3 separate regions of the Homo sapiens genome follow, and regions 2 and 3 are each linked to region 1. A link is a loop called in an ENCODE intact Hi-C map of the cell type or tissue named here. Cell type or tissue: endothelial cell of umbilical vein. All regions are shown on one strand. Links, peaks and the distances in the headings refer to the core of each region. The heading gives the core; the rest is flanking DNA.

The links. Peaks named below come from ENCODE experiments on the same cell type or tissue, not always from the same donor. Only the 100,000 strongest peaks of a DNase experiment are listed, where the experiment ranks them.
Region 2: a loop joins it to region 1, with 2.3 times the contacts of the local background. A loop is called at or near these places in 8 of 110 quality-filtered maps.
Region 3: a loop joins it to region 1, with 4 times the contacts of the local background. A loop is called at or near these places in 14 of 110 quality-filtered maps.

Annotation. Positions count from the first base shown.
Region 1 is chr15:71,120,081-71,130,783 of GRCh38, forward strand. The region is part of intron 1 of THSD4 (thrombospondin type 1 domain containing 4); the gene reads left to right. Among named protein-coding and RNA genes, the nearest start is that of CT62, 9.9 kb to the left of the region's middle. RefSeq lists an enhancer at 1-517. In endothelial cell of umbilical vein, for the core only: a CTCF peak has its summit at 6,137; no DNase peak of the experiment used is centred there; H3K27ac peaks cover 376 bases.
Region 2 is chr15:71,245,804-71,256,506 of GRCh38, forward strand. All of the region lies in intron 5 of THSD4 (thrombospondin type 1 domain containing 4), which reads left to right. Among named protein-coding and RNA genes, the nearest start is that of THSD4-AS1, 62 kb to the left of the region's middle. In endothelial cell of umbilical vein, for the core only: no CTCF peak of the experiment used is centred there; DNase peaks (open chromatin) are centred at 5,488, 6,028 and 6,488; H3K27ac peaks cover 2,187 bases.
Region 3 is chr15:71,283,345-71,294,047 of GRCh38, forward strand. The region is part of intron 6 of THSD4 (thrombospondin type 1 domain containing 4); the gene reads left to right. It overlaps LOC124903521 (a long non-coding RNA gene), which reads left to right. Exons shown (of 2, transcript XR_007064701.1): 2 at 1-8,459. It overlaps LOC124903520 (a long non-coding RNA gene), which reads right to left. Exons shown (of 2, transcript XR_007064700.1): 2 at 7,229-10,703. Among named protein-coding and RNA genes, the nearest start is that of THSD4-AS1, 100 kb to the left of the region's middle. In endothelial cell of umbilical vein, for the core only: no CTCF peak of the experiment used is centred there; no DNase peak of the experiment used is centred there; H3K27ac peaks cover 1,407 bases.

The DNA of each region.
Region 1 (10,703 bases), core at 1,744-9,743:
AATCTCAGGCCCCCTCAAATCCAGGGTTTTGTGTCTGAAGGGCACAGGGCTGAATGTTACAACTGTGTATTCAAACCCAGCAAATGAACACTCCCAGCTGCGCGGTGATAGTAATAATGAATTACCCATCCAACATCCCTGCTCGCCCCACTCCCCTTCCCCAGCTTCCCTTTAGATTGCCCAAAGAAGAACCCATGGAACAAGAGGCAGCAGTTTTGTGTATTGATGCGTTGTCTTGGGAAAGTGGTCTCTTTCTGTTGACCTCTTTTCCTGTCTACCCCGTCACCCAGCTGAGTGTACTGCCTATGTTGTCTTCTCCTACCAGCCTTTCCGAAGCTGATCACTGAGGTGTCATCCCAGGCATTGGCGCCCATTAGCCCTGCTTCTCTAGGGCGTGGTCCGAGGGCAGTGAGCCAGGTTCACAGTGCCGCTGTGTCTTGTCCCAGGAGGGTGGCACTGGGCACCCCACAACCGGGTGGGCAGCATGTGGCCTGCTCCACCCTCCTGGCCCTTGGCCAGCTGCCTAAGGCCTGGCCAGCAGTGAGGACAAAAGCACGGAGTGATTAATGGGCACCCCATCTAATCTCCTGCCAGGGGAAATGAAGGGCCAGCCATGGGCTGGGAGCTCGTCATGACCTGCTCCAGGTGGGCTTGGAATGCACCCAGCTCAGGATGGGGATTAAGGCTTGAAAGACAAGAGGAAATGAGATGTTAACCCTTTAGGCCTTGGCCCTCTGAGCCCCAGTAGGGAAATCACAGGGGAATTATCTGCAGGCATCTGATGAAAGGGGGCATCAGCTTTGATTTATGGTGGGGATGCAGCCATGTGACTACAGGGGTGGGAGGATGACGAGCTTTGACTTAACCATTTTTCTTGGAGGCACAGTCAGGAGAGAGAAGAAGATTAATTTCCCATGAAAAAGGATAAATGGACTGCTGGGAGGCTGCCCTACCTGCTTCCTTCTTGGAAACCCTCCGACCATATCAGCAAGCTACAAATTTGTAGTTGCCAGACATACTTTTCCCCCTGAAATGTCGCGTCTCTGATCACTTGTGATGTGAAGGAAGAGGGAGCCCACCTCCTTTCCCCGGCCAGGCAGCAGCGTGGTGGTGCTGAGGAGGAGAGCACTCTGGAGCCAGGTCCTGAGTTTGAGCCTTGGCTCTACCAAGTTTTGGGCCTTGAACAGGTTCCTTGGCCTCTTGGGCTGTAGTTTTTCCACCTGGAAAATGCTCAAAACTATCTCAGGCGTGTAGAAAAGTGCCACTTGAATGTTAGCTATCACTTTTTTTTTTTTTTCCCCACTTTGGCTGAGTCCTGAGCCTGCATCTCCTTTGGGAAGCACAGAAGCAACTTCTCTTCCAGGGCGCCAAGGCTTGCTTTGGGTAAATTGACAACTGACTCTTTGATTGATCTCCCTTGTTTGACCCCTGACCCTCACATGCCTTGGATTCTGTCTGGCTTGCTCCTCCCTTTGCTCCAGCTCCATGGTTTCCAGCTGCCCCTTTGATGACATTACCCTGCCCCTCGTCTCCTGCCCTCATGCTAGGTTGTCAGACTACTTGTGGGCTGGGCTGTGACATCTGTTGGGTCCTCCAGTGGTACTGGCCAATTCTGCACTGGCTCTGCTCCTTGCTAGCTTTGTTGTGACCTGATAGTCCCAAGCCAAGTGGCTGAGGGTAGAGAATGCAGCTGTCTTGAGAGGAAAATCAGGAGCCGTGGAGGCCGTCTGGCCTGGATGCAAATCCCCACTCTGCCCTGTTTTCTGGTTTCTCTGCCCTCTCATTGCCTTGTTCTTGGTGGGGGATAATAATAGTTATACTTACCTAATGATTGACAGGAGGATCAAATCCAACCGTGCACATGAGGCCGCTTGGGAATCATGTAGGGGAGTTTATTGCTGGTTGTAAGGTGAGCCCTGAGGGTAGAGCTGTGTCTTCAAGTTTTGAAGTCTCATTACAGGGCGTGTAGTGACAGTATAGCCTTTAGTTCCATTTAGTTTCTTTTCCAGAGCAGACAAGTACCCAGGACCTGCTTGACTTTAGCGATATTTTAGTTGAGGCCCAGGATTTCATTCTGCTTGAAGTTCAGAGGATCTTCTGGTCAGCTAAGCGGGGAGGAGCTGCCATTACAGAGCTCCGTGTCAGGTACTGGGATTTACCTGCGTTCTTTTATTTAATCCTCTCAACAACCTGTGTGAACTAGACACTATTATTTCTACTCTACAGCTAGAAAACTGAGGCTCAGAGAGGCTAAGGAATGTTCACAGGCTCACACAGCAAGTAGACATCAGAATGATGTTTCAATTTCAAGTCATCTGACTCCAAAACAAATACTGGCGGTGGGGCCGGAGGGAGGAACTCTCAGGCCAGTTAGTGAGTATCTCAGTGAGGAAAGGTCTCTCCCTGCTCTCAGCCTCTTACAGGATGCTCTGTCTTCTTGGCCTCTTTCACATGAGCGCATATACGCATAATGCCACTGCTAATATTGCTCTGTTTTCTCCTTGATATCGGCTTATGTTTTAATTTAGCACATGCAGATTTGTCTTTTCAACTAACAGGATTTTGTGTCAACATTTCCCACTTGCCACCTAAGCAGGGTTCCCATTTTTTAAAGCACAATGATGCTTTTCATCATTTTGCTCCATCACGGTTTCCTTAGCCATTCCCCACCCTCTATCAGGGATCTAGGTTGTTTCTAGTTTCTCCCACTCTAAAAATTGGCACTACCAACGTGAATGTTCAATTTGCTGATGTTTATTTATTTCTGATCTCATGTTCTGCTTTGGAAATACACTTCCCAGCCATGTGATTACCAGGTCAAAAGCAAGAGCTGTAATAAGAGTGGTCCGTGCTGCTCATGGGGTCTTCAGAGAAATTGCACTTGGGAGGCCCAGACAAGGGGGACCCAGAAACAGAACAGGTGCTTGTTTTCTGCCTACCCTTCCTTTCCTCACTAGTTACTGTTCTTTCCTGAGGCTCAGATTGGAGGAACTTGATACCTCACTCTTAGCAAGGGGTGTGAGAGGTACTGTTCGAGTGGTGACTTTCTGAGTTCCAGAGAGGGAAGTTATTTCAGTGTCCACAGAGGTCTCTTGGAGTGGAAGGTCTTGGCTGCTTCTGAGATTGCGCTGCTGTGCGTTAGTGGTCCTGTGTGGGCATTGCTATGCAGTCATTCACTCAGGCATCCAGTGCTTTCTGAGCCCCTACTGTGCATCAGGTGGCAGTGCCATGCACTGTAAAGTGTGTGAATTCCAGACCTGACTCTGCATGTGTGGCTTTGGGTAGATTAATCTCTTTAAGCTTCAGTTTCCTCATGTATGAAATGGGCTAACAATCTCTGTACATGCCGTAGGAATTAGAGGAGAGAGCATAGGTAAGGTGTCTGCTCAAGCCTACAATGCATGAAGGGCCAACTGTTGTGCAGGTGAACACTAGAACTTCTTTCTTCTTACAGATGAAGAAGGTGTATTCTTGCCTGGGAGTGTGAGAGGCGGGGAGTAATAGTATACTTACAGCCTTAGCAGCGGGCAGGTGAGAGGAAAATCACTGTGATAAACATGCCGTAGAGAGGCTGGGGGACCCAGACAGGCATCAGATTCAGATTGGTGGGAATTCAGAAAGACCTGGGGTGGGATCTGCCTCCCAACAGGAGGAAACAAGGTTGGGGGAGAGGGAAGAGGGAGAAAGGAAGTAGAAGCCTGTTGTGTTTTATGGGAGGGCTACATTCTTGAAGACCTCGCGGTATTCAGATCTCTCATAATTCAGACTTTTCCCCCTACAGAATAAATGTGGAGCGTGCATTTACTTGATATGGTCTCAAAACACATAGCTTTGCTTTGCTGTTGCTTCTCATATGGTCGCACTCTCTCTCACATTGCACAGTGGGCTCACTCATAAATTACCCACTTGGTATCTCGTGATGCTTTTTTGGCTTTCTCAGTTGCCAAGCTGGTGGTCGTGGTTGTTGCTGTTATCATCACCATCATCATCATCTCTGTGTGTTTTCAGTCTGACACCAGCACCACCATTTGACAGACTGTCAAGATTGGGGGTCCGCATATTTTCTTGGAAAGGGCCAAACATTAATATTTTGACTTTGCAGGCTATGTGGTCTTTGTTGCAACTAATCAGCTTTGCCTTTTGAGTGCAAAAGAAGCCATAGACAATAGATAAATGAACAGGCAGGACTGTGTTCCAGTGAAACTGACTTATGGGCACTGCAATTTTAATTTCATATAATTTTTATATGCCATAAAATGTTCTTTTCTTGATTTTTATTCAATCATTTGAAAATGTGGCAAAAACAGGCAGAGGGTCAGGTTTAACCTGTGGGCCAGAGTTTGTGGACCCCTGGTCTAGACGCTTACAATATTTGAAAATTGTTTTAAATTGTAGGAAGAGTGAATGTTAAAATATCCTGATAGTCAACAAAATCATTCACGGACATTCCAGTGCTCATAAGAAAAATGCTTAATTCACAAGTTCTGTCAAAAGATTGGGGTATTTATCAGCTTGAATGGTACCAACATAGGCGGTTCCTTTAATACAATTTTAAATTATTTAGGTAGTTATTCTAGTGAATTAAAAATTTTAAATCATATTATTTCAAAATTTTGGTACCCAATAACCTTATTAATATTGTTATTGTCATTCTATTTCGTGACTTAAATTGTGTACCCTGGCTAGGCACGGTGGCTCATGCCTGTAATCCCGGCACTTTGGGAGGCCGGGATGAGAAGATCGCTTGAGCCCAGGAGTTCGAGACCAGCCTGGGCAACAAAGTGAGACTCCATCTCTACAAAACATCAAACTATTAGCCAGGCATGGTGGTGTGCACCTGTGGTCCCAGCTGGTGGTGTGCACCTGTGGTCCCAGCTACATATATGGGAGGCTAAAGTAGGAGAATTGCTTGAGCCCAGGAGTTTTGAGGCTGCAGTGAGCCATGTTCATGCAACTGCAATCCAACCTGGGTGACAGAGTGAGACCCAGCCAGAAAGAGAAGAGAAGAGGAGAGAAGGTGAAGAGGAAGGGGAAAGGGAAGGAGAAAGGAAGGCAAGGAAAGGGAAAGGAAAAGAAAAGAGAAAAGAGAAGAAAAGAAAAAATTTTATACCCTACACTGGTTTATTATTGTGTACTCTCCTGGAGTCCAGCAGCTCTGCCTGACTCCCAACAGCCTGCTGGCTGGAGTTTGGAACTTGATTCTAGCTGGAATTTTTTTATTGTAAAAGGCAGGCGAGAGCATAGACGGAGCACCAAGGCTTGTGTCTGGCACACAGTGAATGTGGAATAAACTTTTGCTCCCTCTTTTCCCTTTTCTTTCCTCCTCACTCAAAAGTTCTGTATATTTGGTCAGATCCAAAACATGCTGAGCCTCTTTGAAATTGTTACTTTGGTTCTTTCCACATGCAATAAAGTCACTAACCTTTTTAAATGGAAACAAAAACAAAGACTGTTAGAAAGCAGAGTTTCCCCTCCCGGGTCACCAGCTTTCCCTTACTGGAGAATAAGCAGGGCTGTGCTGAGACCGCGGCTGGCCAGCCAGGGCCAGAGGGAGGCCCCAGGTCCGAAGAAGGCGCCTCCAGCTGGGTGCAGACCCAGCTCTCCAGTCAGGAGGGGGGCGCCAGGCCTGCTGGCTGCTCCTGGGTGTATCTTGGTTTCAGAGATTCCAACAGTAGGAAAGCCAGAACCTCTCCAGATGGAAGACCACCAGCCCCGAAGGTGACTGTGGTGCTGTGGTTCTTGGCTCGGGAACATGTTTTTGCTGTGTATGTTGGATGGGAGACCCGTCTTAAGTAGACGTGTGTTTGTGTTGTTTAGGGGGTGGTGGCGCACAGCCACATGTGCTTTCTGGCCTGGGGTCTGGCAGGATGTGAAGGGAGGCAGCCGCTCGCTGTCCTTTGGCTGGTGAGATCTTTCATTATTCTGTTGGGCAGGGGGCTGGCATTCTTCCTGTGTGTTTGGTTTAGAAGCGAGTGGTCTTGCAGCCAAGGGCATGGGCGTTGAGCCCCAGCTTTGTCACTAACTTGTTTGACGTCCAGCAATCCATTTCCATCTCCGGGACACTAATTCTTCATTCCTACTGGCGTGGTCAGAGGAGGCCTAGTGGACAGTCAGGGCTCTTACCACCACCCAGCAGTAACGAAGCCATGCATCCCTCTGAGCCTCCCTGCTGTGGTACCAGCACAGGCCACAGGAGGCTCTCCTGCCCCTCCAAGCCAGGGACATGTCATTGGGGACCTGGTGGGGAGCTGGAACTCCCACCTCTACCCAGAAGCAATGACGACTCCCCTTTCCCCCTCGGGTGTTACTAGAGGCCAAGTGGGGAACCTGGCCTTCTGTTCCCACGTGGCCATCATGTTGGGGGCCCCCTTCCTTGCTGGAGCAGTGTCAGAAGAAGCCAGGGAATAGGGAAAGTTTAAATAAGATCTAGCACCTCATACCATAATACCTAAAATGTCCAGGTTTCAATGGAAAATCACTCATCACACTGAGAACCAGGAAGATCTCACACTGAATGAAAAAGACAATCAGTTGATGCCAGCACTGAGTTGACAGAGATGTGGGAATATCTCACAAAGACTTTGAAGCGGCCATCATAAAAATGCCTCAAGGAGCAATTATGACCATGCCTGAGGCAAATAAAGAAAATATAAATGAGAAGTCTCAGCAAAGAAATAGAAGAATCAAATGGAAATTTTATTTTCAAAAAATTGTAAAACATTTTATTGTAGATTGACAATTTATAACTGCATTATATTATGGGGCACAAAGTGATGCTATGATTTATGAATACAATGTGGAATAATGAAATCAACCTAACATATTCCTCACCTCAAATACTTATCATTTTTTGTAGTGAGAATATCTGAAATTTACTCTTAGGAAGTTTGAAATGTACAAAATACTGCTATTAACTATTTTCACTGCACTATGCAATAGATCTCAAAAAAGGCTTATTCCTCCTGTCTGAGTCTCTCTACCCTTTAACCATAACCTCACCATTGCCCCCACCCTCCAGCCTCTGTAGCTACCATTCTACTCTTTGCTTCTGTGAGTTTGATGTTTTAGATTCCACATATAAGTAAAAACATGTGGTATTTGTCTTTCTGTGCCTGGCTTATTTCATTTAGCTTAATGTCCTGCAGGTTCATCCATGTTGTAGCATGTAGGATTTTCTTCCTTTTTAAGGTTGAATAATGTCCCATCATATGCATAGGTATACCATGTTCATCTGTTGATGGACACATAGATTGATTCCATGACTTGGCTATTGTGAATAGTGCTGCATTGAACATGGGAGTGCAGATCTCTCTTGACAAACTGATTTCAAATCTTTTGGGTAAATACCCAGAAGTGGGATTCCTAGATCATATGGTAATTCTATTTTTAGTTCTTTGAGGAAGCTCTATACAATTTTCCATAATGGCTGTACTAATTTACATTCCCACCAATAGTATGCAAGATTTTCTTTTTCTCCACATACTCACCAACACTTGATTTATTTTATCTTTTTGATAATAGCCATTCTGACAGGTGTGAGATGATATCTCACTGTGGTTTTAATTTGCATTTCCCTAAAGGTTAGCAATGTTGAGGATCTTTTTATATACCTGTGGGCTGTTTGTGTATCTTTGTTTGAGAAATGTCTATTCAGGTCCTCTGCCCATTCTTTAATTGGGTTTTTTATTTTCTTACTGTTGAGTTGTTTGAGTTCCTTATATATTTTGGATATTAACCCCTTATTGGATGTTTGGCTTTCAGATATTTTCTCCCATTCTGTGGGTTGTCTCTTTACACTATTGTTTCCTTTGCTGTGCAGAAGCTTTTTAGTTTCATGTAATCCTATTTGTCTATTTTTGCCTGCACTTCTGGGGTTAAATACAAAAAATTATTCCAGGCCAGCGTCTTGTAGTATTTCTCCTATGTTTTCTTCTAGTAATTTTACAGTTTCTAGCATTACATTTAAGTCTTTAATCCCAAATGGAAATTTTAGAATGGAAAAATATAATAACAAAAATAAAACTTCACTGATGGGTTAAACAGCAGAATGGAGATGACAGGAAAGAATCAGTGGATTGGAAGATGTAACGATAGAAATTACCCAACCTGAGCAACAGATATAAAAATAGACTGGGAAAGAAGAAAAAAAAAAAGAATAGAGTCTCAGGGACCTGTAAGACTATAACATGTAATCCCAGCACTTTGGGAGGCCGAGGTGGGTAGATCACCTGAGGTCAGGAGTTTGAGACCAGCCTGGCCAACACGGTGAAATCCAATCTCTACTAAAAATAGAAAAATCAGCTGGGCATAGTGGCACATGTCTGTAATCCCAGCTACTTGGACGGCTAAGGCAGGAGAATCACTTGAACTCGGGAGGCAGAGGTTGCCATGAGCCAAGATCACGCCACTGCACTCCAGCCTGGGTGACACAGTGAGACTCTGCCTCAAAAAAAAAAAAAAAGGCTATAACAAAAGATCTAACATTTTTGTCTTTGAAGACAAAGGAGGAGGAAAAAGAGAGTGGGATGAAAAACTACTCAGTGAAATACTGGTTGAAAACTTCCCAAATTGAGCATAAGACTCAAACTTAGAGATTCAAGAAGCTGAGCAAACCCTAAATAGAAAGAAAGTTATACCAAGACATATCATAGTCAAACTTTTGAAAACAAATTTGAAAAAGAAGAATAAAGGAGGGGGAATGAGTGTTTCTGGTTTTAACATGTACATAGCTATAACAATGAAGAGAGTGTTGTATTGGTGAGGGAAAGGCACATAGATTAGTGGAATACTATAGACAACCTGGAAGTACACCCATCTGATTTTTGACAAAGGTGCATAGGGAAATCAGAGAACATTAATTGCAATTATCTGGATGATGGTTTAGATGAGGCTGGTGGAGGAGGCTGGTGGAGGATGGAGAAGAAAGTACATGAGAGATAGTACAAAGGAAGAATTGAGAGTTGGCAAGAGACTGGGCCCAAGGCATACAGGAGAGGGTATCCCAGAGGCCCAGGCAAGCTTTGAGAGTCATTTCCTGGAAGGACGGTTATGCCACCGCTGAAGAAGGAGGGCTTAGCATGAGCTGGTGACGGCTCCTTTTATTCACCTTGGGCCATCAGCAGCAGGAGGAAACTCGAAGTACAGGGAAGCTGCCTGAATGAGCGTGCAGGTCTTGAGGTGTTGAGTTTTTGAGACCTTAGCATGAAATAATAAAGAGGTTGGAGTGTAAGAGTATTTCTCCAGAGTACACAGTTTGATAGTGAGGGTTGCTTATTGTTGACATTTTTCTAGTTCTGGTTTGAGTCATAGGGAGAGCCAACAAGGAAGACAGAAGAGACAGGAAGAGAGCAGGTTTGTAGGGCATCGTAGCCATTGATGACAAAGTTCAAGAAAAAGGGGGATAGTGACAGCCTATTCTTTCTAAACCTAAATGCCCTTTATTGTCCTTCTTGACCTCTGGGGGACCCTTGACCTCCAAGGATGTGCCTCTCTTGGTTTCCTTGAAAACATTTTCTAATTTATGTGATGACTGACTTTTTCACATTGTCATAATCTTTTAATCACAGCACCTGATTTTAGCCTTACCTAATACTGGCCCATCACAGAATTGTGTCAAGGAAGTCAGACTAATTTGCTAGGTTTCTCCCTCCTTCTGTAAGGATAGACAGAGTTTTTTGGCATACGTTGCACAGTGGTGATTGCTACAAATCATTGACTAGATTTCTATCACTTAAAAAAATAATGACATAACTCAAACGTCAATGCGCAAGCCTCAGGAGCAGGGCAGGATGAGGCAGATCCTTTCCCTTGATATTCAGAAGCATTGAGGGCAGCATGTGTGGTTGGCTGATTTATGGTGGCCGAGGCACACTGAGTTGGGATGTTTTCTGGATGGTCAAATGCGTGGAGGCACTGAGAAAATATCCTGGACTCAAGGGCGGAGCTGTTCCAGAGTGAATGGGGCAGAGCACAACCTCACACCCTACATCTTGCCTGGCAGGGGCCCAGGCTGCAGCCTGCATGCTGTGTACCAGGTAAATGTGAACACAGGCAACTCTCCTGAAAAGGTACATTTGATGCAGTGTGTCAGGAGACTCAAGAGACAGTTTATTTTTATTTTTTTGAGACAGAGTCTTTCTCTGTTGACCAGGCTCGAGTGCAGTGGCATAGTCTCGGTTCATTGCAGCCTTGAGCTCTCCGGCTCAATCGATCCTCCCACCTCAGCCTCCTGAGTAGCTAAGACTACAGGCATGTGCCACCACACCCAGCTATTTTTTTGTATTTTTTGTAGAGATGGAGTTTCGCCATGTTGTCCAGGCTGCTCTCGAACTCCTGAGCTCAAGTAATTCTCAACCTTGGCCTCCCGAAGTGCTGGGATTACAGGCATGAGCCACTGCGCCCGGCCCTGAGAGGCAGTTTAATTTAGTGCTAAGACAAGCCATGACTCCAACAATTAGGTGAGCTTGCATTCAAATCGTGCTGCTGCCACTTACTACTTGTGTGACTCTGAGTAGGCATACTGTTTTAATTCTTACAGCCTCAGTTTCCTTCTATGTAAAATGGGGATAGGAATAGCACCTGCTTCATAGGGTTGTCTTTAGAATTAGTTAATGTTTAAAAAGCATTCAGCACAACCTGTCACATATTATACACCTAATAAATGTTATTTATTTAATTTTTTTGAGACGGAGTCTTGCTGTGTT
Region 2 (10,703 bases), core at 1,658-9,657, 130 kb after region 1:
TATCATTTAGGGAGTGGTGAGAACTGCCCTGAAATCCAAGTTCCCAGATGCCAGCCATGGACCAGCCTTGCAAACAGGCCTTTCTAAGGGGAGCAGTCTCAGTTCAGCTATGTTGCTTTTTTTATATACTCCCCAGATGGACCCATATGCCCCAGCATCTCAGCATCAATGACCTCATGTAGACATTTATCTGTCCTCCCCAGTGTCCAGCATCAAGAGAGGACATGAATGACCCAATTATGTAAGTATTCCTACTGAAAGAGGAAAAGGTATACAGATGCCGAGCTTTGACACGGAGGAACTGAGTTTCCTTGGGCAAGTCACTTAACACCCTGAGGACCATCTGTAAAGTGGGCTAATGATCCCTACCGTGTAGGGTTGATGTCAGGTTCAGACAAGATGGAGTATAGAAGAGCTGGCATGGCAGTGACACATGGAAGGCATGGTGCTGACACATTGTTGGGAAATAAACGTGACTGGCATACCCCCCTTTAGATAGGAATGGAGTAAGATCTCCCCTATCTGAACATCTTCCAGGTTCTCAGTGGTAACTGAAGAAATACGTGGATGAAATGATCAGACTTGCTCAGAGTCATCCTCAGTCCCACGTTAGCTGCGATTGAGGCTCCTTTACCTTTACGCAGTGACAAAACGAGATTGCCAAGAGACCCAACAATTCAGCTGTGATTTAGTTTCAGTGTGATCACCCTTGGGTCATGGTGACTTTAAAGTGATAAGAGTTAAATTATAGATAACCAGCTTAATAACAGTGAATTCTTTATGTCTTCCGATGTGCATGTTTAATATTAAGACCTATCTTATGGTGTGATCTAGGAATTTTAAGCATTCCAGCATGTCTCTGAGATTGTTCAATTCATGTAAGATTTCTGAATGTAGACTTTAAAGATAAGGAAGTATTATTATTTTGTTGCCTACAATGTGTACGAGGAAGTTCAGGTGACACATCCTAGTACAGATAGAGAATCTATGGTCTTTTCAAGCACCAATCTCAAACATCTGCTGGTGCAACACTCTCCTTCAGACTGTATGTGATGGACGCAAGACTCAATCTGGTCCAAAGTCTTTTTTTTTTTTTTTTTTTTTGAGATAGAGTCTTGCTCTGTTGCCCAGGCTGGAGTGCAGTGGCACGATCTCAGGTCACTACAACCTCCACCTCCCCAGTTCAAGGGTTCAAGCCATTCTCCCACCTCACCCTCCCAAGTAGCTGGGATTACAGGTGCACAACACCATACCTGGCTAATTTTTGTATTTTTAGTAGAGATGGGGTTTTACCATGTTGGCCAAGCTGGTCTCCAACTCCTGGCCTCAGGTGATCTGCCCACCTCTGCCTCCCAAAGTGCTGTGATAACAGGCATGAGCCACTGCACCCGGCCTTGGTTTTTTTGTTTGTTTATTTTTGTTGTTTTTTTGTTTTTTGAGACAGAGTCTCGCTCTGTTGCCCAGGCTGGAGTGCAGTGGCGCAGTCTTTTAAACATTCTCAAGAGAAGGCTTTTGCTTGAAGTCCATAAGCATAACATTGACGTTGATTGCGTGGGGTGAGGTGTTAGGCTGTGGTTGGAGACACTGAGATGCGAGCAGGCTCTTGCCTTATGCAGCTTGAGTCCAGTAAGAGGGATAGACTCATAAAAAGGCATTAACAGTGCAGATCATATGTGCCACCGCACACGCCACATAGGTCCTTTCAAATCACCACACAGTGGAAATTAACCTGGCTTGGGTGGAGTTTGAGTGCAGATTATCCAGGCGAGGGAGGATGTTTTAGGAAGAGCAAGTGACAGGGGTCCTAGAGGCCCTTTGCAGTCCTGTAAGGGCTGAGGAGCAAGAAGGAGGCACTCAAGGAGCTCTTGGTGGAATCAGATGTGTTTTCAGTGAGTGAAGGCTTCACCTGCAAGTTTGTCTTCAGCAGTGAAGGGGCAACACAGGGCGGAAGTCATGATTAATCCGCAGCCCTGCACTTTCTTGATGAGGGCTAAAAGTAATAGGAACTCAAGGAATAGAGTAAACAGTTAAGTTTCTTATTCATGGAAGCTCATTGAAGCCCAAGGCTTGATAGCTAGAGTTTTTGTAGGGATTGCAACAGAGGAAGGAGAAATCAAACCTCAATTCCTCTGGTGCCTGAGGAGATGCAGTTGAAAAAGAACAACAACCCTTTTCTGGCCAGACTCAGTTGGGCTTGATTGGCTCATGCCTGTAATCCCAGCACTGTGAGAGGCCCTGGTGGGAGGATTGCTTGAGGCCAGAGGCCAGGAGTTCAAGACCAGCCTGGGGAACATAGTGAGACCTTGTCTCTACAAAAAATTTAAGAAACAGCTGAGGTTGGTGGTATGTGCCTCTGGTCCCAGTTACCCAGGAGGCTTGAGGCAGGAGGATTGTTTGAGCCCAGGAGTTGGAGGATGCATTGAACTATGATCACACCACTGCACTCCAGCTTGGGGGGCAGAGTAATACTTTGTCTCTAAAACAACAACAACAACAAAAAATCCTTTCTGCCTTTGTCTTGGGGACTTAGGTGTCTCTCTTCCCACTTTCTCTTAGGGACTCCGAATTCAACACTTTCTTTTAGGTGCTCTGAATGCAACACTTTCTCCCTGGAGAGGAGACTGATTGATACTCTGACCTCTTCTGGAGGAGGGAGGCTGCAGTGCAAGGCAGGGACAAAATTATGAGTTTTTAAGGGTCTTTGCTGCCAAAGGAGGCGTGATCCTGAGTTTAGACAGAGTGCACTTAACATTATGAGGGAGAAATTCCTGGGGCTAAAAGCAGCTTTTAGCAAACATGGACATGATGAGTACTGGTATCAATGACTCTCCAGTGAATTTCCCTGGGGTAGGACTGGCTTTTGACAATGGATTTATCCATATGGAGTTGTTTCTGCCCCAGAGTAAGTGCAAATAAGGGGAAGATGTTGGCCGAATCTCAAATCTAGATTGGCGTGCTCTCTGCAGGCAGATTCTAATTCTACTCCATCTCTAGTCTGATATTGAATGAAAGAGGAGCTAATAACTTCCTGACTGCAATTTTAAGCAAAAACTTAGTAAATGGGCCAGGTAAGAATCGAGTACAGTTCTGTAAGGTGTAAAGCTTGCCAGGAACCATGAGGCCAGTTACTGAATGGACAGAATGGGGGTTTCAACACTAGTTTCTCTTATCATGAGCTTATCATCAGCCTCCTTATCTAGGAAATATGTGCGAGTATCAGTGTTTTTGCAGCATTTGTCTTTCTGTCTTCTCAGACCACTTGGAATTTCCACAGAAAATTCTCTTACTGACCTTTTCATACATATATATATACACACACACACGTATGTATATACACTTATATGTGAATCACACACATATGTATATATATGTATACATGTATACACACCACACACACATATATATGTATACATAACATGTGTGTGCATATATATACACACAAATATATACACACGAGAATTGTTAACAGTTGTCATTTTTCATGATTATAGAAAGTTGTTCTCTTATTGACTTCATATATGTATATATACACACACTTTTATATACACAAGAATTGTTAACAGTTGTCATTTTTCATGATTATAGAAAGTTGTTCTCTTATTGACTTCATATATATATATATATACACACACATTTATATACACAAGAATTGTTAACAGTTGTCATTTTTCATGATTATAGAAAGTTGTTCTCTTATTGACTTCATATATATATACACACACACATTTATATACACAAGAATTGTTAACAGTTGTCATTTTTCATGATTATAGAAAGTTGTTCTCTTATTGACTTCATATATATATACACACACACACATTTATATACACAAGAATTGTTAACAGTTGTCATTTTTCATGGTTATAAAAAGTACAAACAAAGAGTAAGAAATATCAGAACAGCAAAGACATGTATATCCTTGTCTGTCTCTCAAGATGTAATCACAGCCAGTGATTTTTAACTTGTAGTTCTTACGTTCATTCTCTCTATAACTCTAAATGGCACATTAATACCCCTGCTTCTTGATATATCAACTTAAATTTTCTCCATCAACTCCTTATTCTGGAAGATGAAGAATTGACCCCCTTTCCTTCCACTCCTGCTGATCTACACTAGCCACATTTTTATTTTCACTTATATTTTTGGCTATATGTAGTAAATTAACAATTTTTATTTTCTTGATTTTTCAACATTAGGAAAAATCAGTTAACTCCTTCCTTTGCAAGGTTAGAAATGTTGTGTCCAAACAACTCACTACATTCCTTTCCATGCATTATACATTTTTGTTTATGCATTTTTCTCGTGTTGGGCTATAAGTCCCTGAGGGAGGCTATTATGGCAAATTTTTCTTTGTATCCTCATTACTGTCAACACCTCACACATGGAGCGCTGCAATGAATATTTGCCTTTGAATGGAATTTTGCACCCTGCCTCAGCAGATAGCAGAGGGGAAGGAAGCCAGTCTTATTAATGTGGTACCGGAAATAGCCACTAAGAAATGTGTGCTCCTTGGGAGATTAAGGTGGTTTGGTTTTCGTTTTTGTTTTTGCTTGAGTCAGGGTCTCACTGTGTTGTCCAGGTTGGAGTGCAGCGGCATGATCATAGCTCACTACAACCTCAAACTCCTGGACTCAAACAATCCTTCTGCCTCAGCCTACAGGCATGCACTACCATGCTCAGCTTATTTTTATTTTTTGTAGAGATGGGTTCTTGCTATGTTGCCCACGGTGGTCTTGAACTTCTGCACTCAAACATGCTCCCAATTTAGCCTCCCAAAGTGCTGGGATCACAGGCATGGGTCCACCACACCAGACTAAATTTTTTAACAAGTTTACATTTTGCCATGTGCTTCCTGATTAGTTAGGGAAAAAAGAATTCTTTTTTAGATCTTCTTACAGACATAGAGATATGTAAATAATATAAATAGGCAGTCATAAGTAAGCACTCTTGAAATAGGCCTAGATTTGAAGGGATCTCGAATATTTAAAAATCTATGATTGGCCTGGGTGAAAGGCTGGGCTTAGTGTCATATTAACATCCTTTGGGGCTTTGATGTAGGTATTGAATGAGAGGGAAACACCTCTCCCTAGGAGAACATTATGAACTTCCTTGGATGAAAAAAATAAAAAAAGCATTTGAGAATTACAAAAATCTCAGATAAAACAAAACAAAACAAAACAACAACAATGAAAAACATCCAAAGCCTTTCCCCAACTCTTTGGACAAACTAGTTAATTCACTGACTGGAGAATTTCTGGAAGTGGTGGGAGGTGGCAAAGGTTTTTGTGAGGTTGAGTTTGTTCTGTGTAATTTGAGAAAGGAGATATTAAACATATTTGAAAAATGTGCAAGATAACTGGAGCGAAATTTTGGCCCATGGTTTTATTTCTCTATAGCTAGAAAACAAGCCCATTTTCCAGCTGTAGATGAGAAAGGAAGGAAGGGCATGTTTGCTTAGAACACATACTTTTCAAGCAATTACGGCTTCTGGAACTACTGGATTCTCCACAGTGGACATTTGGTGTCTCCACTTCAGCAAACATTTATTCAGCATTACAGAGAGCTGGAAACATTAATGTATTACCACTTAAAAATCCCCATAAAAACCCCTGGGGATTGGGGCCTGGAAGGTGGTACAGGGCTTGTTATTCAATTGTGGTAGTTTAGACTTGGAGAAGCAAAATGTTTTTCCCAAGGTCACACAGCCACTTTCTCATGGCAGTGCAGGGACATTTTCTAGATTTCTTTTTTTAAAAGGTTTCATGACTGTGGTGACATTAAATACATCATATGTTGCTATGGTAGCTGGTCTTTTGATTGAATCCATAGCAGTGAAAAGGATAAAAAAATTACATATCTGACGCAGGCAGCCTTCAAGGTCATGTTCCTTGGCACCGCTACATTGGAGATGATGCTGTCCGTCTCCTGGGGAGATGACAGTAATTAATTACCATCAGTGTGATCACTGATGGTGGCTCTTGAGCAGTGAAGTTGGGTACAGGCAGTTGTCATTTCAGATTAACCAGGGTCACTAGAAATGTGGCTGGAGTTTCCATAATACTATTTGTGACTCATAGCAACCCCAGGCAATTGTCTAGATAGAACTTTGGATAGGGCTCATATTGCTTTATAAGGATTCAGCTAATCATATTAAAGTACGTCTTTATTTCTCTTCCATTAAAAGTCCAGTGGAAACATCCCTCCCTCTTTTGGGTGGGAGTCATTTGAAGGGAGGTTATCTCCCAGAGGCATTACTTGGCTCTAAATCTCCAGACTTTGTTGGTCTCATCCTGAATGAGCCTGATCTCTATCTACATGGCTTTTCCCCTGTCTCAGTTTTCTGGCCTTAAGATTACAAGAATCTCTGCCCATGAAAAGGATCAGCTATCTGCAAGAAACCTGCCCCCAGGGCCAGTTCACAGTGTAATGTACAGACAATTACTGATAAGGTGAAGGTGACTCAGTCCATGACATCAGGAAACAACCAATTTAAAACCTAAGAAAGGGGTAAAAGGATCTGTAACCTGGAAGTTTTCACTTCAGAGAGTCTGTTAAAATGAGAGATCACATCCCGATAATAGTATGAGAAGTACAAACAGATGTAATCTATAAAAGAGACATGAAACAGGATTTCCCAGGCCCTGCTTGGTTTTCATCCTCACTCCGCAGCTCCCTGCTCCTTGTGGTGGAGGCCAGCCACTTCGCCAGGCCTCGGGGGCTGATTCCGGCTTTGGCCTCTAGCCCTATCCTGACAAGACACAGTTATGGCTCTCTTGTCTGGGGACCCATCACAAATTAACTTTGTTGTCTACACAGTCACGAAGGGCACCATGGCATAGTGGTTACTATGATGGATTCTAGATGCAAAGTGTCAGGGTTCAAATCTTGATTTCACCACTTATGAGCCCTATGACCTTATGCAGCTCATTTAACTTTTTGTTGCCTTGGGTTCCTCATCTGTACAATGGGTATAATAGTTATTGTGAGGATTAAATGAGCTGAATATATGTAAATCACATAGTGGAATGTCTAACATTTAATAAATGCTCAATAAAAGTTAGGTATCATCATCATCATCATCATCATCATCATCAGTCCAGGCTTCTGCCTTCCTTGCCTGTACCACAATGCTGCCTCAATAACCCACTTCCACGTCCGGGCCCAAGAAGCCTTGCATTTCTCTGGCCACATCCCTCTGCCCTCCAGGCTTGCAGTTTGCCTGGCGTCATGTGAGTCCTTGCTGGAGTCATACACAGGGCCATGCCCATCCACCAGGACACCTTGTTACCTTGTTACCTCCTGCTGGGCTTAGCTGACTCCTGGCAACTGCAGGTGGATCTGCTGATCACTGTGGCTCTAATGCCATGTTAAGCTTTTCTGCCTTAGATGGGAACTGGACTACGCTTAGATGTAAATGACTTATTGGTGACCAAGGGACAGGGTATCCTAAATGACCCACAATAAGTTGGGTGGCAGATGTGTATGGATGTAAGAGCACCAGGCATTAGTGGAGTATTAAGCCGTACCCTAAGATTATAAACTGCAAAGATGTGCAAAGTTGGCTAAGGGCTGGTGTATTTGGCAGGGCTCTATACTTATACATTGTCACTTTTTTTTTTTTGGAGACAGAGTCTTCCTTTGTCGCCCAGGCTAGAGTGCAGAGGCGTGATCTCAGCTCATTGCAACCTCTGCCTCACAGGTTCAAGTGATTCTCCTGCCTCAGCCTCCCGAGTAGCTGAAATCACAGGTGCATGCCACCATGCCCGGCTAATTTTTTGTATTTTTAATAGAGACAGGGTTACACTATATTGGCAGGCTGGTCTCGAAATCCAGACCTCAAGTGATCCGTCTGCCTCGGCCTCCCAAAGTGCTAGGATTATAGCCGTGAGCCACTGCATCTGGCCAATTGTCACTTTTATTACATAAATATTACATGTTTATTGCAGAAAAAATTAAATAACACAAATAGACTAAAGATTAATTATAAATTAAAAACATCTATAACATCACCTTCCAGAGATAACACTTTTAACCTCTCTCTGTGTATGTATACACACACTCCACACACATAATCTTTTTAACACTTAGTGGATTGTGGACTCCTTTCCAAGTCGTGAAACAGACATTTATGTTGTCAAGTACTGAGCAATTCTAGATGATTCTGAATGTGCATTGGTTTGTGGTCTAGCCTATTAGCCATTTTACTCATTGAGAGAAAGGGGTTAAGCAGACTGTTAAGTCTTTGTAGTCTACAGCTTCCAGTTCTGGTAACTGCCACCAGGTTAATGAAGGGTGGCTTCTGGCTGGAGCCTCACTGTGGAGCAGCTTGGCTTTACTTAGTTGTAGTTATTTGAGGAACAGGACCTTCAACCACTTGTGCTGGTCTGTTTCTGCTACGAAGACCTGCGGCCCGGCAGCCGATCTCTAGTTCTGATTATGGACAGGGTGGGCCTTCAGCGCTCTGGGCTCTGCTTCTGTGTCACTGTGGAGCCTTTGGCAAGGCTTGCCACATCTCCAGGTCTCAGTTCCCTCATCTGTAAATGAAAGGGGTTGGATTTGATTCTCTTTTGCTCTAGCACTCTGTGATTCCACGTTAAGTCATTTGGAGTGGAGTGAGATGGGGCTTGGGCGTGGCCCTTCATCGCTGCTGCACAGGTTAGGATGCACAGGCCACACCAGAATCACCCAAGGAGCACTTCAAGCATATATTCCTGGGCTCTCATCCCCACTCTTCTGCCAGAGTGAGGCTTGAGAATCTGCATTTTTAACAAACTCCTTAAGGTTTCTTTCTCGAAGCCGTACTTGGGGACTGCTGCAGGGATGGTGGCCTCTCCAAGTCACCCAGCTGTTCACATCCTACTTGAACTCTGGCTCAGGCCAAAGGCATGTGAAAAGCATCTTAGTTAACTCAAAAGCCTTCATGGAGACAGCTGGTGTTGCTGGAAGCTTACATGGGCCCAGCTTTAGGGTTGCCAGCAGGTTGGCTTCCAGAGCCCTAGGAGACAGGCTTCTGTGGCCTGTCCGCCTCTCCCTGATTGTCAGAGCTCAGCCCACCCTGCTTGTTCACCCTGCCTGTTTTTTCCTACCAGTTTCCATCATTTTCTGCTTTAGGGGGCTTCTTGCTCCATATGGTTCGGCTCAGGCCACAGCAGGGTAATGACCACGCTGGGCATTTGTACCAGCAGCCTCCCCAACTGCGACTGTCCTTAATCAAGCAGGAGATGTTTACCCTCACACCTGTTTTCAGTCCTTCTTCTGGTCCCTCATCTTCCGGGAGACCTAATATTTCTGATACATACAGTAGATTTCTCTACAAATCCTTGAAGACTTTGAACTATCCTATTAGCAGTTTATTCCAGAGACTTCTACACAGTACTGTTTAATGTTTCAGGGGCCAGGCTCCTTTTCCTTCTGATTATTCACACACACACACACAAACACACACACACACATACACACTCTCTTAAACAGAGTATAGCTTGGGTTCAACAAAGCTAGATCATACTTTATCCACAATATGAATTAGAGATTCTGATCTTGTTATTTTCTGTCTCATACTTATTTACTTTATGCCACACTTTGCTCATATTTACCATTTATAAATGAGGAAGAGATAAGCCAGAGGGAGCAGTATGTTTTCCTTGAGTAGTCTAGTGCATCAGGATCACCTGGATAAACTTGATAAAATACAGATCTCTGGATCTTATCCCAGATTTACTGAATAATAATCCTTAAGGGAGGGATCCAGAAGTTTGCATTTCCAGAAAGATCTCTGGGTGATTGTTTTGCATGCAGAAGGTCGGAAATTCCTGCTTCATGTGGGACAGAATTTAGACTAGAATTTAGAGAAGATGGGGCGGACAATGAGAGACAGCCTGGTGGGAACCAGGCTGCTTGCATTTAAATCCAGGCCCCACACCTCACTGGCTGTGTGACTCCTCCATGCCTCAGTTTGCTCTCATGAAAAATCTGTAAAACTACAGTGTTTACCTTATTGGTTGTTGTGAAGATTAAATGAGTTCACATGTGGAACATGTTTAAAGTAGTGCCTGGCAAAGGTAAGGGCTCTGAACATGTCTGCCGTGGCTACTATTCCATGCAAGGGGAATGGCATGAACAAAGTCAAACAGAAGCAGATGGCCTCTTTGAGAGAATGGAGTAAACTGATTTGTCAGAAGTAGAAGGTTTAGATCAGTGGTTTTCAAATTATAGTGTGCAAAAAAATAACCTAGGGAGCTTGTTAAAAGTTTCTTGCCCCTATAACGATTCTGAGTTGGTATACATGAAGCCTGGGGATCTGCATTTAAACTTTTTGATGCAGGTTTTGAGCAAATGTTCAGAAACCCAGTAGTTTAGGTAGAAGAGGGCTGGTATTTAAAGTTGGAAAGGGGCCCGGCGCGGTGGCTGACGCCTGTAATCCCAGCACTTTGGGAGGCTGAGGCGGGTGGATCACCTAAGGTCAGGAGTTCAAGACCAGCCTGGCCAACATGGTGAAAGCCCATCGCTACAAAAAATACAAAAATTAGCCAGGTGTGGTGGTGGGTGCCTGTAATCCCAGCTACTTGGGAGGCTGAGGCAGGAGAATCACTTGAACCTGGGAGGTGGAGGTTGCAGTGAGCCGAGATTGGGCCACTGCACTCCAGCCTGGGCGACAAGGGTGAGACTCCATCTCAAAAAAAAAAAAATAAATAAATAAAGAATAA
Region 3 (10,703 bases), core at 1,619-9,618, 160 kb after region 1:
CACACCAAGTCTACCAGCCCTGTTGCTCACATATGGTTTTACGTCACTTATTTCTTGAATGTTAATATTAAATGTTAATATTATCTCCTTAAGTAGTCTGTAGTATTTTTGATGTTGAGAGAGATGTCTTTTACTTCAGAACCTGTTAATGGCGTTTGACCCTGAACCCAGCTCATTAAAGACTTGGTCCCTAATAGTAGTAATGTTTATTGAATATTTACTATGTGGCAGGCAGTGTGCTGGGCTGCTTTACAAGAAGCATCTCACACAGTCCTCCGAGCACTTCTGTAAGACAAAGGACATTATTAAGTTTAGGTTTAGGGAGGTTTAGCAACTTGCTAAGATCAGATAGATCCAACAGCTAGTAAGCGGCTTTAACTCATCACAAAGATTGGTCATCATGGGAAATTTTTTGCCCTATTTTTAAAATTCATATTTCTACATAGCTTAAAAGTGGAAGGTATCGTTGACAGTGGGCTGCATTGCTGGGTTTGGGGGCAAGGGGAAGATCTGCTCTGTTGAGAGCTCAATGCCCAGGGATGGTAAATGGAGACTCTGGTGGGGGAGGGAAAGAGCTAGCCCTTTGTCCTGTTGGGATTCTTTACTTTAGAAAAGAGCAGCCTTATGTATCTCTTGCCAGAATTTCACATTTTAGTTGGATTAAATTATGTCAGTACCATCATATTCTACTTAAACAAGAGGTACAATGCCTTTTCTCTTAAGTGTCCTTAGCTCTAGACTCGAATGGATGAGAACCCTGGAAATGTGGCCCCAAGTAGTACAAAGAAAGACTAGAGATGTCTACACATTCTTATGAATGCGTGTGGGATTTTCATTGTGCACAGTAGTGTATGCCTGTTTGTCTTAATAGAAAAATGCTTTTATATTCCTTGCTATTGAGGAAAAAAGATATGATTTTTGGATATTTTAAAAATTGGGTTGATAAAAAGAGTGCTAATGCTACATTATAATAAGTTCTGGGTCCAGGCAGCCTCTCTCTCTTTGTTGGTGTTATATATTGAGAACAGAAATTCATACACATAAGTGTTGGGGCATTCCACACAGGGAGATATTCAGCATGTTGCCAAAGAAGTGGTTCCATGCTACATTTTCAGGCATAGGAATTACATATAGGAATTTCGGTAGGTATTTCTTCATGCTGAGAAGCCAAGTTACTTCTATAATATCATGGACCCAAAGTGTTTCTGATTTCAGTAACGACAACTGTTGCTCTTTATTTTGACCCATGTAAATAATTATCTTGTCTTCACATGTAAATAACCTAACTCAAAGACTTACAGACCTCTGGATCTGAGCTCTTCATGAAAAACTCTCAAACCTTTTCATATTAGCTCTTCTTTGCAATGGTGGGTTTCAGCTATGAAAGAAAAAAGTTTCCTAAATAAGTCAATTTCTGAATAATAAAATAATTCATTGTATCCAGGTCTTTACTTTTGTGTTTTGAGAACATTTGTTTTCTCATTAAAAAAAAACAATTCAACAGTAAGTTTAAGAACACTAGTCATGACCTACCCAGTCCTTCCCCCTCCCCATAGCTAGTATTCGAGTGGATAAATAAAGCAAGCTTTCCTAGGAGGCACTTTTTATTGCAATGTTTCTACAAACTAATATTCAACCACTGTCTGCATTGACTCGTTTCTTTTTTTGAGTGTGTTGTTCTCTACTGAAGCTGTCTGTGCCTTCACCAGCCTCTGTCCAGGCTGCTATTCTCAATTTTAACCATCCGCTCTACATCTTCAGAGATGTAAGTACCATTCTTACTATGAATGGAATGGAATAATAATACTTGATTAAATATTACTCCATTAAATAATTTACAGCTAAGCATTTTGCACACTAATAAGCCTTCACAAATAATATTATAAACAGAACAAGCAAAGATCATTAAATGGACTCATCACTAATATAAAGCCTCCCAGCCAACTGGAAGGTCCTGTGACTATTCCTTCACTTGTGTCTGTTGAGTAGTTTAAAATGTGTTGTTTGGTGGTATTATTGATTTTTGGCTTGGCTGTCTCTTTTTGCTCCAAACCAGGATAGTTTGTGTCTACATGACAGGGCTTCACCAAATGTTCTCATGAATTGCGCTTCACCTCCTAAAGTGTTTCTGAAACTAACTCCAAATAAAATTTCAAGCAACTAAGTACTTCACTAATTGTTTTCCAATGAATTGTTCCAAACCCCAACTTTTCTCTTTTATTAAAAAACAGCCGGGTGTGGTGGCTCATGCCTGTAATCCCAGCACTTTGGGAGGCCAAGGTGGGTGGATCACTAGGTCAGGAGATTGAGACCAGTCTGGCCAATATGGTAAAACCCTGTCTCTACTAAAAATACAAAAATTAGCTGGGCGTAGTGGTGTGCACCTGTAGTCCCAGCTATTCAGGAGACTGAGGCAGAAGAATTGCTTGAACCTGGGAGGCAGAGGTTGCAGTGAGCCGAAATTGTGCTACTGCACTCCAGCCTGGGTGACAGAGCGAGACTCCGTCTCAAAAAAAAAAAAAAAAAAAAAAAAAAAAAAAATTCTAGTGATTTTTCTTTAAAAATGTGCGTAGTTTCTTTATTAATATCATTGCAAGAATTTTTTTTTTCATTCAGCTAATACTCAGGTTTTTTTCTACCAATTTTTTCAAAGTGAGGTTTAGGCGCATTTATATATCCACAGTGATAAACACTTTATTTGATGTATTTGTTCTACGCATCTTAGATTGTGACCAGTTTACTCTAAGTTGGGTTTGGGGTCATGCTTTTACTGTTGTTGTTACTATTACTGTTATCTGTTATCAATTTTATTTTTAACTTTTAAGTTCAGAGATACATGTGCAGGATGTGTAGGTTTGTTACATAGCTAAATGTGCGTCATGGGGGTTTGTTGTACAGATTACTTCATCACCCAGGTATTAAGCCTAGGATCCATTAGTTATTTTTCCTGATTCTCTTCCTCCTCCCACCCTCTGCCCTTCCATAGGCCCCTGTGTATGGTGTTCCCCTCTATGTATCCATGTGTTCTCATAATTTAGCTCCCACTTATAAGTGAGAACATGCAGTATTTGGTTTTCTGTTCCTGTGTTAGTTTGCTAAAAATGGCCTGCAGCTCCATCCATGTCCCTGCAAAGCACATGATCTTGTTCTTTTTTGGCTGCATAGTATTCCATGGTGTGTATGTACCACATTTTCTTTAGTCAGTCTATCCTTGATGGGCATTTGGGTTCCATGGCTTTGCTATTGTGAATAGTGCTGCAATGAACATATGCATGCATGTGTCTTTATAACAGAACGATTTACATTCCTTTGGCTATATACCCAGTAATGGGATTGCTGGGTCGAATGGTATTTCTGACTTTAGGTCTTTGAGGAATTGCCACACTGTCTTCCACAATGGCTGAACTAATTTACACTCCCACCAACAGTGTATAAGCATTTCTTTTTCTCCACAACCTCACCAGCATCTGTTATTTTTTGTCACTTTGATAATAGCCATTCTGACTGGTGTGAGTTGGTGTCTCATTGTGGCTTTGATTTACATTTCTCTAATGATCAGTGATGCTGAGCTTTTAAAAAATATGCTTGTTATTGTCAATTTTATAGTAGGGAAATTTCACTATAACTTTTGCTGATGTGGGGTTATTCCGAATTTTGCCTATTATCGTTCACATTTTTGGTCATGTATACCTCAAATTTTCAGTCTTTAACAAACAACATTCCTATGAGTAAACATATTCCTGTTTAAGAAGAATGATATTTGAGTCAAAGTCGTAGTCACAAAGAAATTAATACTAAACAGTGTGACTGCCTGGAAGATATGCCCGACAAAATGAAATACTTAGGATGTAAAAGTACAGGAGTAGACTTTTGGGTGGCTTAGTATGGCAGTGTTAGATGCTTGTCTTTACAGAAGGAAATGGGAGAAAGTTCATTGTTTTTATCATTTCATCATGCTGTGTTAATACTTGATATTTAGAAAATTGTACGTGTCCAAGAAAAACTGAAAATAATCTTATTATCCCATGATGTTTTTATATAAACCTACAGATCTAGACTTTTACCCATTGCTATATCTGTAATAAGCATTATGGAATAATGCTGATGTTCTTCCATTCTTTGATATGCATGAGGATATTTTTAAATTTAGATGTTTTATATCCAAAACAGTTCCAGACACTACCCGCAAAAATAATCAAGCTTCACGTGGTGAAGAGAACGAGGGATATGTTCCTGGGAAAAGCCCTTAGCCAGAAGGCTTAAAACCAGATAGAAACTTTAAAAATAGCCTTTTGTGAGGCAAATGTAACTTGCTGAAAATCGTCTTGCACAGTTTTGAAACTAGGATGAACCCCCTGCCACCCAGGAGTCCAGGACCACTCTGTGGTCTGATGCCAGGAGGATGTACTTGCATATTTCAGATGCTTCATATTTTGTTTTTGATGTTCTGAGCTGGTAGAGTTGGGTGCAGCTCTTCTTGGATTGATAAACCATGTTCCCAGATGTTGAATTCAAGAAGGAATTTTTAACTCTTCCATGTTTAAAAATGATTTCTATGGCTGAGAGCTAATACACTCCCTCAAATCAATTTGGGAAATTTTTTTGAGAAGAAATTGAGTCTTTTTCACATTTGAGTAACTTTATACACGACGCGCAACATGCCCTGTAAATATAGATAGGCCACCTACAAAGTGCACTGGGTGATATTTTATACTGCAGATGTTCTAGTTTGCACCTGATGAAACATGTAAAATGCTTATCAAAAAAAATGAATTATACAGTCCCACACAACCGTTTGCTTGGTATTTGCTAAATTTGATTCGGCCTTTAGATGATAAAAATGAACCAGTCCACAGTAAACACTTAATGTGAAAAGAGATAACGGCAAACTGGAAACTTTCTTATCCTGTCATTTTGATCCATTTTTGAAAGAAAGCATCCTGACAGCAACAAGGAAATACCAGCTTGGAATTCATACCTATTTGATTTGGCAAATGTGAATAAACTATTCTTTCAGAGGATCCAGGAAGTGAAAACATGGGCCAGTGACTGAAAAACCACCTTAGAGATTATCTGATTAACTCTCTCATTGTACAGATGGGGAAACTGATGCTCAGAGGTGTCTAATGAGCTTCTAGGAACAAGTGAGGGTGGGGGCTGAAAGTCAAAATAAATACCCTGACTTATCTTACCATTCCATCTCCTGCTGGTCAAATCCAGCTGGAAACCAAAGGGCAAGGGCTCCTTTCTGGGACATAGAATGGGACAAATAATGGCAGAGAATAGATCCGGGAAGGCAGAGAACAATCAACACAGTGATTACAGAATAAAAAGATCCTTTAGGAATGCAGTCATCTGTTTATTCAGTAAATTTCCGTATCTTACTAATCACAACAGCATCCACGTACACTTAAAATAGTGCCTATATGTATGTGTGATACTTGTTTACATAACAAGCTTGCTGATGTTTGGTGCAGTGTATGGGTTCAGGCTTCTCTGACAACAATACCAAGACCTTCCGGGGATCCACGGTCTTCTGCATGGGGGATTTCTGCAGAAGGAAATATAACACTCAATGGACAAATCCCCAGCTGGAAGAGGTCTCTGTTTATTAGTACTGCTTTTTGAATATAAAATCAACTCTATCTTTTAGGAAGATAGCTAAATGTTGCTGGAAGTTGGAATGAGAGTTTTAATTACGAGCTAGACACTGTATGAGACATCTTTCCTGTGCTGCCTCAGGTCCTCTTGACTGTAATCAACTCAGGAGTCTTGGCTCAGTCCCTGTGAAAACTGTCCTCATGTGGACAAATGCCACAGCTCCTAGCCTCATGTCTGCCACCCTGGGGCTCCCTGTTGACTCTGAGGGGCAAGACTCCCAGGACCCCATGGATGCTCAGCCATGTGCAACCAGGAGGGTAGGGAGGTGGCACTGCTGGGAGATGGGAATTAGTGAAGTTCTTTTGCTTACCCCTCTCTGAACGGACTGTCCTGATGCTGCCTTTATGATGGTTCCTCATGATCCCAGGCTCAGTTGCACTGGACGCCAAGCAGAGGTCAGTTGGGGAACATGCCCCATCCTGTTTTCTCTCCCTCCTTCCCTGCCGCACTCTCCATTGCTCTCCACCCTGAATAAAGTAGTGGCTCTGCTTCAGGGAACCCAGGCTGAGATAGATACCAGGGCCTCCCTTTTGGGGGTTCTCTTTTGAGGTCCAGTTTTCAAAGGAACTGATTGGGCAACTGCAAAATGAGTATGTGAAGACATTAAGTGGACCAATTTGTAATTCGATTATTATAATTATCTGGATACCTCTTTGGCTCAAAAGGCAAATGTTGATCTGTTTTAAGAACAGAGAATCATAACGCGTAGAGCCCTAACCTGCCTTCCTAGCCTCACCTGATGCCTTCTCAACCCTCATCTAGGGCTTATTCCTTTCCTTTATGACTTGCCAGGAACAAGGGAAGAATAGGAAAAGTCAAAATAAATACCCTGGCTTCTCTTGCCATTTCATCTCCTGCTTGCTGCTAGCTTCCTTCTGACAAGGGAGAAGTAACTGGGATTCACTTTTCCATTTTCCTAGCTGGATGATCCCTCCCTGACAATCCAGAATGAGATGATGGTGCCCGGGCATGGGGGGAGTATCCACGTGTGCTGATACCTCCTCACCTACCCTTCCCCAGAGTAGATACACATTGCCCCCAAAGAACATTTCACAGTTCTTTATTTCCAGCAGTAGATGGAATCGGGAGAAGTGTATTGGAAGTTTTGCTTGGGATCCAGCTGCCTTAGTCTCCCCTACTGTGTCTTGTTACTACATAGTGCTGGTGACCATGGGCAACAGTGTATGAGACATGTCTGTAGCCTTAGGCCTGGTGCTGGCACAGCAGGTCCTCTGTTCCTGGCTAAGTAGCTTCAAAGCTGGCTCTCCTGGAGGTTCTGCGAGCTGCCTGATGTCCTTTAAATATATTTTCCCCTGGAACCAGCTAGGGTGGGTTCTATTTGCAACAGACCAAGAGAGCACTTTTAAAATCCTTGAAATTTTATGCGAAGTCCCAGGCTTTCATTTGTATGTCATTTAGATTTTTTTTTTCCCCTCTGTTTGTCCTGTTAGTGTCTCTTTGGGATCTCCACATCTATCAACGGATTGCTTGCATTGCTTTTAAAAACTGTTGTTTACAATGACATTCAACACTTGTAAAAGTTATTTGCTGCCAAGAGGAAACTAAATGCATTGTAATTAAATTTATTTCAGGCTTTGATTACTAAGAAGTGCAGAGATACATCATTCACTTGTGCTTAATTTAAAAAGTATTTTGGTCATAATACATAAATTAGTTACCTTTGTAGTTTGCTTATAACCCATAAGACACTCAACTGGATAAAAAGCTGCTGGCTACAAATAAGTAACCTTGTCATCACATGCTAAAGGTGGCTAATAGGTTTGTCCCTACTGCCAACTATAATCAACTTATTTTTAACATGTATAGTCACATTGTAATTGATGTCTGGAAACCTGGTTTCCTTTTTTCCTTTTTTTTTTTTTTTTTGTTAACTTTTATTTATAGACACATGCATATAATTTAAAAGTCAAATAGCCCAAAAAGACTTATAATGAAAAACATATTCCCCCAAATTCCATCCCACTCCCCAGAGGCAAGTGTCTTCTGGCATTTACCTTAATTTTTCTAGACAATGTGAATTATCCAGTTAGGATATTCCTTCTTGACTTCTTGTAAGGTAACTGGATTGAGCACTCCTATATCAACCACTCCCCCAGCTTCACTTTGGCACCCTAATCACCCCCATGTAGTTACAACTGAACTTTTAAATAGTTATTGTTTACATTATGACTATGGAAAAAATAGTTCACTACAGTTCTTTCATATGTTATCACATATATCACTTTCTAAACATTTCTATATATCTGTATTAGTCAGGGTTCTCCAGAGAAACAAAACCAATAGTATGCATATATAGAAATAGGTTCATTATAAGGAACAGGCTCACATAGTTAGGGAGGCTGAGAAGTCCCAAGATCTACATTTGGCAAGTTGGAGACCCAGGAGAGTCGATGTTGTGTTCCAGTCTGAAAGCCTGAAGTCTTGAGACCCAGCCAATAATTCAGTTCAAGTCTGAAGGCAGGAAGAGACAAATTCCAACACAAGCAATCAGGCAGGAGGAGTTCCCTCTTACTTGAGGGAGGGTCAGCCTTTTTGTTCTATTCTGGCCTTAAGCTGATTGGATGATGCCCACCCACCTTGAGGAGGGCCGTCTGCTTTATTCAGTCTACTGATTCCAATGTTAATCTTGTCCAGAAACACCCTCAAAGACACACATATTATTACCAGAATAATGCTTGACCAAATATCTGGGCACCCTATGACCCAGTGAAGTTGACACATAAAATTAATCACTGCAATATCTTTCTGACATCTATCCATTTTTCTGAGTACTCAAACACATAACCTACCATTTGCATTTTGCTTTTTCTTGGAGGCCTCCTACCCTTAGTCTTCCACCCTCCTACTCCAGTCTGGACTAGTTGTGTTCTAGGCTGGGAGCATAGCTAGCATCCTCTATTGTGGTGGCCCCTGTCTACCACATCCTGCTTTCTTGGTTACTGAAAGCACATCCTCTAATAGCTTCTCAAGAAAGGGTGCGAGGGAAGTATTGTTTTAGCTTCTGCATATCTAAAATGTGTTGATTGCACCCTAGACTTGACATAATTAAACCAGTTTTGGAAATCAGTGTTGGAAATCATTTGTTTCTTAGAGTTCTGAAGGTATTCCACCATTGTCTTCCAGCATTCTGCTTGTGGTAAGACCAATGCCATCCTGATGCTCTTTGTTTTGTGTGTGATTGAATTTTGCCTCTGGATGCTTTTCAGGTCTTCGGTTGATTTCTGGCATTCCGGTACGTTGTGATGAGGTATCTCGGGGAGGGCCTTTGAATATCCATTGTCTCCTATGCATCCCTTTTGATGAACCCTTTCAAGGTAGAAACTCATGCTTGTGTAGTTTCTTCCAATATTTCTTTGATACTTTCCTTCTTTGTATATTCTCTGTTCTTTATTTCTGGAATGCTGTTTTGGACAGCATCTCAAATTTCCTTGTCTTTCCTATTTTCTGTTTTTATTTTTGGTTCTCCTTTCTGTGGTATTTGCTCGACTGTCTTCTAAATTCTCTGTTGAATTCTTTAATTTTTATGACCATGTAATTTCTAAGACCTTTCTAGTTTCTGATTATTTCCTTCACATAGCATTCTGTTCTTGTTTCATGGATGCACTATCTTAACATACTTTAATTAACATTCTTTAAGAATATAACAGGATTTTTTTTTTTTTTTTTTTGAGACGGAGTCTTGCTCTGTCGCCCAGGCTGGAGCACAGTGGTGCGATCTCAGCTCACTGCAAGCTCCGCCTCCCGGGTTCACACCATTCTCCTGCCTCAGCCTCCCGAGTAGCTGGGACTACAGGCACCCACCACCACGCCCGGCTGATTTTTTGTATTTTTAGTAGAGACAGGGTTTCACTGTGTTAGCCAGGATGGTCTTGATCTCCTGACCTTGTGATCCGCCCATCTTGGCCTCCCAAAGTGCTGGGATTACGGGCATGAGCCACCGCACCTGGCCAAATATAACAGGACTTTTGAAGTTCTTTTTATTTTCCCTGCCTATCCCCTCACCTCCAAGTTCTTTTTGTGTTTGTGTTAACCCTGCCTTTCTTGTCAGGGGCTTTCCCCAGATGGCTGTCAGCTTTTAGAGTATATCCATATTGGACAGGTCGAAAGTTCTACGTGCATGTGCTGCAGATGCCCTGTGCCGTGCAGCTCAGCATGCATAGGTGGGGTAGTTGGTTGATGAGCTTTTCTTTAGGAGAACAGATTTTGAGCTATCTTTTTTTGTTGGAACCCTGCACACAACTGTCATTATGTAGATGGTTTTCCTCTCAGGTGGTTGGTTTTCTCCAGAGAAGAACCCTTGAATCTCCTGCCTGTGGAGGTGGACGTGTGGTTGGTGTTCTGGGTGCCCCTTGCCCTGAGCTCTGTTCTCCATGGTGCCTGTTTCCTGGGTCTGCAGCCCCTTCTCAGTTTCTCTGAAGAGTAAACCTCTCCCCTGCTTGGGGAGGAGCATGGGGGTTACGTAGTAGCCTGGCTGCATAACATGGGCTTAGTAGCTCAGTTTTCCATCATGAACCAGAGCCTCATCTTTCATGGTTCCTGTGCCTCCGAGGGCTGGGCTACTGGGGTGTCTGTCAGTCCAGATGGCTTTGTTCTCAAGTTTCCTCCACAGTGGATATGAATGTTTGCAACTTACACTCAATTACAACGCTTTCCTCTACTTTTCTCCAAGTTTGCTGAAATCTTTATTTGTGGATATCTCCTCTCTTTTTGCTTTGTCCTCATAGGTTAAAACGTTTTAAAATTCCCTAACAGTAGGAAATTTAGTAGGGTTTTGGAAGGGAGAGGAGGTGTAAGATGGTCACTCTTCCATGTTTAACTGGAAGTGGAAAGTCTAGGCTTTTGCTTCAGGCCTGGGAGGTGCACATGAAACAGTCCCTCCCAGTGGCTGCCTGGGGGGTCCCTGAAGGGTGTGAGACCACCGTGAATCCTGGGGCAGGGCACTTGCAGTACATGTGCTATGTGTTTGCTAGTATTGTTTTAGATGTTTGATCTCCTAGCCTTTGCTTTTCTTTGTATTTTTC